2 separate regions of the Homo sapiens genome follow, and region 2 is linked to region 1. A link is a loop called in an ENCODE intact Hi-C map of the cell type or tissue named here. Cell type or tissue: breast epithelium. All regions are shown on one strand.

Evidence for each region. Hi-C counts contacts between places; a loop is a spot of excess contacts. Peaks named below come from ENCODE experiments on the same cell type or tissue, not always from the same donor. Only the 100,000 strongest peaks of a DNase experiment are listed, where the experiment ranks them.
Region 2: a loop joins it to region 1, with 1.9 times the contacts of the local background. A loop is called at or near these places in 3 of 110 quality-filtered maps.

What each region holds. Positions count from the first base shown.
Region 1 is chr9:133,879,828-133,883,827 of GRCh38, forward strand. The region is part of intron 2 of VAV2 (vav guanine nucleotide exchange factor 2); the gene reads right to left. Among named protein-coding and RNA genes, the nearest start is that of VAV2, 110 kb to the right of the region's middle. RefSeq lists an enhancer at 2,716-3,449. In breast epithelium, no CTCF peak of the experiment used is centred here; DNase peaks (open chromatin) are centred at 2,034 and 2,324; H3K27ac peaks cover 2,416 bases.
Region 2 is chr9:133,832,568-133,836,567 of GRCh38, forward strand. It overlaps VAV2 (vav guanine nucleotide exchange factor 2), which reads right to left. Exons shown (of 30, transcript NM_001134398.2): 4 at 1,705-1,773. Among named protein-coding and RNA genes, the nearest start is that of SARDH, 96 kb to the left of the region's middle. RefSeq lists an enhancer at 1,487-2,309. In breast epithelium, no CTCF peak of the experiment used is centred here; no DNase peak of the experiment used is centred here.

The sequences.
Region 1 (4,000 bases):
GAAACAGATGGAAACCGGCCGCAGACGAAGCTCTGGCATCCAGATTTGCTTCCAAGCGGTTTTACCTTGATGACTGCTTAATCCTGGCCCATCAAGGGACTTCCCAAAATGGCCACTTTATGGATTTTTCTTTTCCTGTCTAAGGGTAGGATTCAAAAATGCACTTTTCCCAGAAAAGATTTTCTAAACCATGAGAGTGAGGACACGGATAAGGACAAGGCCATCTGGAAGTAGAGGAGAAAGAAGAGACGCTGCATGGGGAAGACAGGCCAAGGAAGGACCCACCTGGACCCACCTGCGCCGTCTGCAGGAAGAGGGGCTAGGCATCCCTCCACCAGCCCCTTGCCCACTTGGCACTCACGAGCAGCCCTGGACACCAGGGTACAAGGTGTGTCCCCAAGAAGCTCTGTGTGCCCCACCGGAGGAAAGAGCCGGCAGGCAGCACGGGGAGGGAGAGTGGGCAGGAAGCAGCTGAGCTGAGAGGGAGCCTCTGAACCAGGCAGGTGGTGAGGGACCTGTCAGCCAGGCTCAGGGACTCATGAGATGATAAAGGCGGGCAGGGAAGGACAATGGCCTTAGGGGCAGCCATGGGGAACTCCCAGGTCAGAAAAGGCTGGATCTGACCGATGGTTTTATAAAAGATGCCTTTTACACGAAGCACCAGGGACAGCTTCTCCAGTAGGAATCTTGTATATGAAGAAGGGGTGGGTGCGGGGGGCACTGCCAATGCCACCGCCCAGGGGACCAAGAGATGGCCAAGTGAATGTGATGTGCAGTCCCTGATGGGTCTTGGGACAGAGGACATAAAGGGGAAACTGAGGAAGCCAGAGTCACTTCAGTTAGTGACAATGTGTCCACACTGGTTCATTCATTGTAACCAAAGCACCAACTACTGTGAGGTATGGATGGGGGACCCGGGTGTGGAATACAATCTTCTTTTGCACTAGCTTCTCAATTTTGCTAAGTCTAAAACTGCTCTAAAATATCTAGGTAAAGCAGGGGCTGCCCCTTTGGCAGGTCAGGTGGGCAGCAGGTCAGCTTCTGCGGTCGGCCCTCCAGGACACTGGCCGTGGCTCAGGATGGAGGCAGGTGAACTGCAAGGATCCCTGGGCATGAGCCTAGGTGCTGCCTTCGGTGGCTACAGCACAGTCCCCCCACTGTCAGGTGCTCCCGGGGGCAGCAACACCCCCCTCCATACAGGGGCAGGTTCAGCAAGGGGCCAGCAGCCCAGAGCTGGGGGCCATGGCCCACCCACGTCCCAGAGAGGCTGGGCAGGGAGAGAGGCCCTGCTGGCACAGGGCCCGAGGTGGTGGAGCTAGGACTGGCCTTCAGGCTGCTGGGCTTCCCACCATACGACCCGGAGAACTTGTCCCCAGAAAAGCTGCCTTGGAGCCATGGGCTCCAGACACAGAGAGATGCGGCCTTCCCGCAGGCATGATGCTATCTGCAGATAGCGGAGCGCAGACGTGGGACAAGGCCCTCTGGAATGTGTCTGGACTTGCCCCACAAGGTTCCTCCCAGTGAGACGGGGCTTGTGAACAGGACTGAGAAGGAGGAGCGCCCAGCTCTCCTGCATCCCATCAGGGGCCTGGGTGACAGGAGGGGAGGCCCTGCATGAAGGCTGCAAAGGAGTCTCCAAGGCAAGCTCTGACGGATTCCCAGGCAGCTCGAGCCTCCAGCAGAGGCAGCAGGTGGAGACGAGGAACTGACGAGGAACACAGTCCACAGCTGGGAACACAAGGAAGGGGGAAGGTGCAGAGAAAGGCCTGAGATCCATGGTGGGCCTGGCAGCCAGCCACTGGAAACCGCCGAGGTCCCAGACGTCCTTGAGGGTGGCCTACAAGTGGCCGGGAACTTTGAGAGGCCCTCTCATGTGTCTGATACCAAATGTATAATTTAATATTCTATATTTTCAGCCCAGACAGGAATTAATTATTTAATGTCCTATCAAAACCAACTCCATCCTTCATACTACTCCAGGCAGCGTGTGGGGGCGGAAGAGTTCAGTGGCCCCGGCTGGCATCACGGCAACACTGGGGAGGGCGCAGATCAGACACGCAGCAAGTACGTGCTGAGAACCTGCCAGGGCGCCTGGCACAGGATCCCAGCATGACGCCTCCTGCTTGCCAGGTGCCCAGCGAGTGTGCGGGGCTACAAAGGAGGGCGTCAAGGTTTCAACCTAGTCTCCACTGACTCTCCAGAAGGTTCCTCTCCCAAGAGATACAGTGCCGAAAACAAAAGAGGCAAGAGGCAGCCATCCCCAGATAGCTGTGTGGCAGGCCCCAGGCTGTACGGGACACAGTGGACAGACAGGCCCAGCCATGCCCTGCAGAGCTCTCGGAGATTCCAGGGCAGGAAGCAGACTGTCAATAAACAGAAAGCAAGGCAAAGAACATGCTGGGTCCAGACTGAACCCTGCAGTGAAGCAGGTGAAGCACGCAGGCCGCCAAGGGCACAGACCCTGTCCGCTCAGCCTTCACAGCCCCAAAGGGGCGGCCCTGCTGTGCCTGGCCCGAACATGCTGCCGTCACAGCCAGCCGACATCTGTACGGGGCTGGAGAGCATCCCCTACGGTTCATGTCCTTCCTGGAACCTCAGAATGCCACCTTCTTTGGAAATAGGATCACAGCGGATGTCATGAGTGACGATGAGGTCACCCTGGAGTAAGGTGGGCCCTTAATCCACTGTGACCAGGGCCCTCAAAAGAAGAGAAAAGACATAGGGAGAAAGGGGAGGCCATGTGAAGTCAGATCCCCACCCCCGCGACCTCTGGAAGGAGCGTGGCCCTGCCGACAACACCTTGAGTTTGGAATTCTGGCCTCCAGGAGAGGGCAGAATAAATCCCCCTTGTTTTGCGGCACCAGGTCCGTGATACTTGGCTATGGCAGAGAGTGGACGCCAGAAAAAGGATAAATGTCACAAACACAGCGCTCAGCCCTTCAGAGCAGACAGACTCAGGGATACAAATGTCATAAGGTGACCCCTGGGGCCCCTGAACCCCTGCAGCAGAGGCAGCCAGCCACTGAGACAGGACCCCCAGGGAGCAGGGGGCGACAGCTGAGAGGCCCAGGAGGACAAGAGGGACTCTGCCATGCCAAGAAGTCAGGGACGGTGTGCTGTGACTGCAGGGACAGGGGTTCCACCTTCCCCAGAGGCCTCTGGCACCCTGGGTTCGGGATGTGGGCCCCACACCCACCCCATGCCAGGCTTGGCCCCCTAATGGCCCTCTTTCCCAGGGAACAACCTCCCCAGGCTCCATCCCTATGTCCCCACCCCCTGCTGCTCTCTCTGGATCCTTCCCTCCTAATTGGCATGGAAAGTCAAGTCCCTGAGCCTGCAAAAGACTCGGCTGTCCCCACACACCACTCCTGGAGCAGATGGGCCCTTCATCATTTGCTCATTTCACGTTCCCCTAATCATGCGAAGAGCCCTGGTAATTGACAACGATTCTCTGCACAAATGGCGGACCCACAGAGGAGCGAAGGCGCAGAGACCCATCCGTTGAGACAGCCTCCCTGCCGGGGTGTGCCAAGTGAGTGTGGGGCTGACGGGTGTGAGCCACAGTGGGCAGTCAGGGCCAGGGAGAGGAACAGAGCCGAGTCAGCTGCTGACCTGCTGCAGCAGCTCAGCCACTTAAAAATTCGTCGGAACATGTTGAAACAATGAGGGGATAGAACAACCACTCACCCTGCAGACTCCCAAGTCATCCCCAGCCACGGCAGGCAGACAGCCCAGCAGAGACTCCCAAGTCATCCCCAGCCACGGCAGGCAGGCGGCCCAGCAGCAGGCAGGTTTCAGCTCGGCCGGAGCAGGCCCTCAGGCACTGGACCTGGGGAGGCTTCCGGTCACCTGTGCAATGCCACCAGCAGCTTCTTGCATGCTTCCCATGACAGGGAGCTCACTACCCAAGGTGGCGGACGAGAAGCCCTCCCGGGATCCAGTGCCACTGTGAGGCTCAAGTACACCCCAAAACTCACACTTGAGGTCCACAGGTGACTAG
Region 2 (4,000 bases), 47 kb before region 1:
TTTTACCCCAGACGGAGTTTCACTCTTGTCGCCCAGGCTGGAGTGCAGTGGCGCAATCTTGGCTCACTGTAACCTCCGCCTCCTGAGTTCAAGTGATTCTCCTGCCTCAGCCTCCCAAGTAGCTGGGATTACAGGTGCCCACCATTACATCTGGCTAATTTTTGTATTTTTAGTAGAGACAGGGTTTCACCATGTTGGCCAGACTGGTCTCCGACTCCTGACCTCAGGTGATCCGCCCGCCTCAGCCTCCCCAAAAAATGCTGGGATTCCAGGAGTGAGCAGTTTTTTTTTGAATTTTTGAAGTCTCCCTCAGATTCCTGAGGCTGGTCAGGGTGGACAGTGGCCTCCAGGTGGGCGCCCCAGGCCTGGCTGTGACCTGCATGGCCCCTGTGCCCATCTCTCCCCTTTAAGATGCTCTACAACCCTCAGACCCACGTGGGGCCGACCGGATGTCCAGAGGAGCTCTGGGAGTCTGGCCAGTGGGATTTGCCAAGGACCCCGTGGCCAGCCCAGCATCAAAGGGATGGGCTGGTGGCAGCTACTCCAGCTGGTGGGTGAGGAATTTCTTTCACAGAAGTGCATGAGACTGGGCCGCCAGCGTGGTGCCACATGCTGATATGGGGATGACTTGAATTGTGTATATACACAGGGATCCTGCGGAAAGTATTTTCCTGGGCCCTGCAAGCTAAAGGCAGCCCTGGATGTGGGCTGAGCAGTAAGACAGGGACAGCCCCAGCATACACAGCAGGCACTCCCATACACGCAGCTCCCCCTCTTACTCCTCTCCCGGTTGTCATTCTCAGTCTGTGCTCTAAAACGAAGGGAGAGAGAAACACTAAGAGTCTTCCAGAAGAAACCGTAGTTGAGCTAAGAACACACAAGCTGCTGTCAAACAGCTCCAGAGGCCCCCAGGCAGCAAGGATGCCCGAAGGCACCATCTCCCGGTGGCCTGGGAGGGTGGTGGATGAGCCAGGCCGTGAGGCCCCAGCAAGGATGCTCGGTCTCAGCCCAGGTCCCTCACCTGCAGGTGAGGCCCCTTCCTCCTACCCTCCTACCTCCCTCCTCCTGGAGCGGGCCACGTGATCCCACCCTGGTCACAGATTCCCACGGTCCCGATGGGGCCCTGGTGCTGTGGCCAGGCTTGGGCAGCGCCTGGGTGGAGCAGAGGCCTCTCAGAGAGAGGAATGAGGTGGACACGGAGAAGAGCAGAGGCGGGTCCACCGAGGCAGGGCAGTGCCTGCCGGGCCACGTGTTAACCCCGAGCCCACACACTCCTGTGCCCTGAACCTGCGCTCCAGGCAGCACCGCTCCCTCCTCACAACACGGCATCCCAGGACCCGGCTTGGGGAGCATGGCCAGCCCCCTCTCTGCCCCACAGCTTCGCAGAGACAAGCCCTCATGGAGGACCCTGCTAGGGCAATGGGCCAACACCCGGGCCAGCCATTAGACTGGCTGGGCAGCCTTCTAGAATGTACAAGGGATATGAAGATCTGCTCATGTCTGAGGTCTCTCAGATGCATGCCTTCCCACTCAGCACGGAAGCCCACACCATGACCCATCATGAGGAGATGCCCCGGTGGGAAGGGCCAGGGCCAGCTCTGCCTGCACTGTGGCCGCCATGTTTCCTCCTGACTCCCTGGACACCACCAGGAACCTCCCTGCCCCTCCCTCCTCTCCATCCCTCCTCCCATCCCCCCGCCTTACTCGGCCAGCTCCTCCAGGCTGCGGTAGACGTCATCGTCATTCTCTGTGGTCTCCTCTGAGGGAAAAGGCCTGCGGAAGAGAAGGCGAGAGGGAGGTGAGCAGGTCCCGGCACTGCCGGCCAGTGGGACCCCAGCTGGACCCCACAGCAGAGCCCAGTGTGGCCCAGCCAGGAGCAAAGGGGCTCTTGTCCACTCTCTGGAAGGACACAGGGTGCGCGGACACTGATCGGAGTCACAGGACGAGCCAACTGGGCCATAGGGCAAGAGGAGACCCATGCCTACTTGCCAGGGGGCAAGGAATGTGTCACGCCCACTCCGGGCTCCGGGTGTCCAGTGGGAAGACGAGAGGCCCAGGTCAGGGCTGCAGAAAGCGTTCATCTGCTGGGCGACCTGCCTTCCCCTTTACCCACCCTCCCACTTCCAGGGGGTTCACAGTGGAGATGAGGCTCCTCGCACACCTCCTGGTGGGCAGGTGGGAGGGCTGCCAGCTCAGTCCACGCAGGAGAGGAAGCAGGAGGGGACTCCGGAAGGGAGGGGTGACTTCTGAGGCACTGAGGGTAGGGGCTCACCCACGCCACCCACCAGCCACTGGCTTGAGGTCAGGAAGAGAGTCCCGAAAATGAAAAGCCCTCGGACCTTCCGCCTGGATCCACAGCCTCCCCTCCTACAAAGGGAGCAGAAGCCCCATGGGGTCTCCCCAGAAGGAACGCGGCGGTGCTCCCCCACACTCCGCCCTCCAGATGCCCCAACCCTGGTGCCTTTCTGCAGTTCACGATGGTATAGAAATATATATATATATATAACACATAAACTTTAATCATCTGGGCTCTTCTTGAGTCTCATTTTTGTGGAACTGTCATGCATATGTACATAATTATAATTGTTTTTCTCCTGCTCATCTGTCTTATGTCAATTTAATTCATAAACCAGCTCAAGAACCTGGAGGGGTGGAAGGAAGCGCTTTTTCCTCCCCCAGGACCCAAAACATCACTCTGCTCCATCCTCTGCAGACAGACAGATGGGTGTGGCCCCGAGTCTACAGGCCTCCCTGCATAAGGCGAGCCCAGGCCAGCACAGGCCAACCACTCAGAGCTGAAATGTCAGGTCAGCCTCAGGAAGCGGGGAGAGGCGGAAGGGAGGGAGGGGTGGGGAGGGAGGAGAGGCAGGAGAGGCAGATCAAACACCCAGAAGAGGGGGCTGCAGCTGGCTCAACGCTATGGGCCAAATCCACTCATCTCTAGAGGAGACACGAAAGGCCCCTTAATTAAACCAAACAGCCCCCTGTAGCCCCAGGGTGCGTGTTCTGGTAGGAAACCTGTCACTAAGGATGGGACGGGAGATCCCAGCTGGAGGGGCTGCCCGGGCCCAGATGCCAGCTGGGATTGCTTCCTTGCCTGGGGTCAGGCTGACATTTGCTCAGCCCGAGATCCAGCAGGGACGCGCGGTCCGTCCCGGCAGCCCCGCCCCAACCGGAGGCCGGGGACCTGTGCTCCTGCGGGAGGGCAGGGGGGAGTCCGCTGATCTGTGAGCTGGAAACCTGGGTCCTACCTGGCTCTGTCACAGACCTGCAGGGACTGGGCCATTGGTCAGCGTGCCCCTGTGGCTTCCTGGTAAAAGCCCGTGTCCAAGGGCGCAGCACGGCCAGGCCTGACCTCTGCATGGGTGAGCTCAGCTCTCTCCTCCCAGCCACTCTCCCTCCTTCCACCCATCACCATACAGCAGCATCCCCCAGTTGAGGTGTGTGTCCCTGGGTCACAGGCAGAGCTGAGGCTGCCACGACATCCTCACCATCAGGGCTCCGTTGCTGAGACAGTGCCATTTACGGCCAAGAAGCCCCTCAAGGAATCCATCTCCTCCCATGATATGCAGAGCCCCATGCCGACACAGATCCCGCCCAGGTGATGGGGGTGGGGCTGAGGAGCCACAACCTGGAGGGGACTGGCCCACACGCAGGTGACCCCAGAAAGCACAGGAGCACGTGGGGGGCCAGGAGCCAGGGAGGCTCTGCCAGGCTGAGATGTGACTTCAGGACCCAGAGATGGAGGCTTGAAACCCCGCTGCCAGGACCAGCCCTGGGCTGTCCCCGCTCCCGCACCAGCCCCTCGCTTACATGCAGCCATCCCTGTCTCCAACCTCGTCAGTCATTTCTGCTTTTTCTAAATTTTCAGTGATGATTGGTATGACTTCCATAATAAAGAAAAATAGAATCAAAATTCTCATTATGAAAATGTGTCCTCATCAAAAGTAAAAAAATTTTAAACCCCACTCATCTCCTATAAAAGTATGTTACATATAAA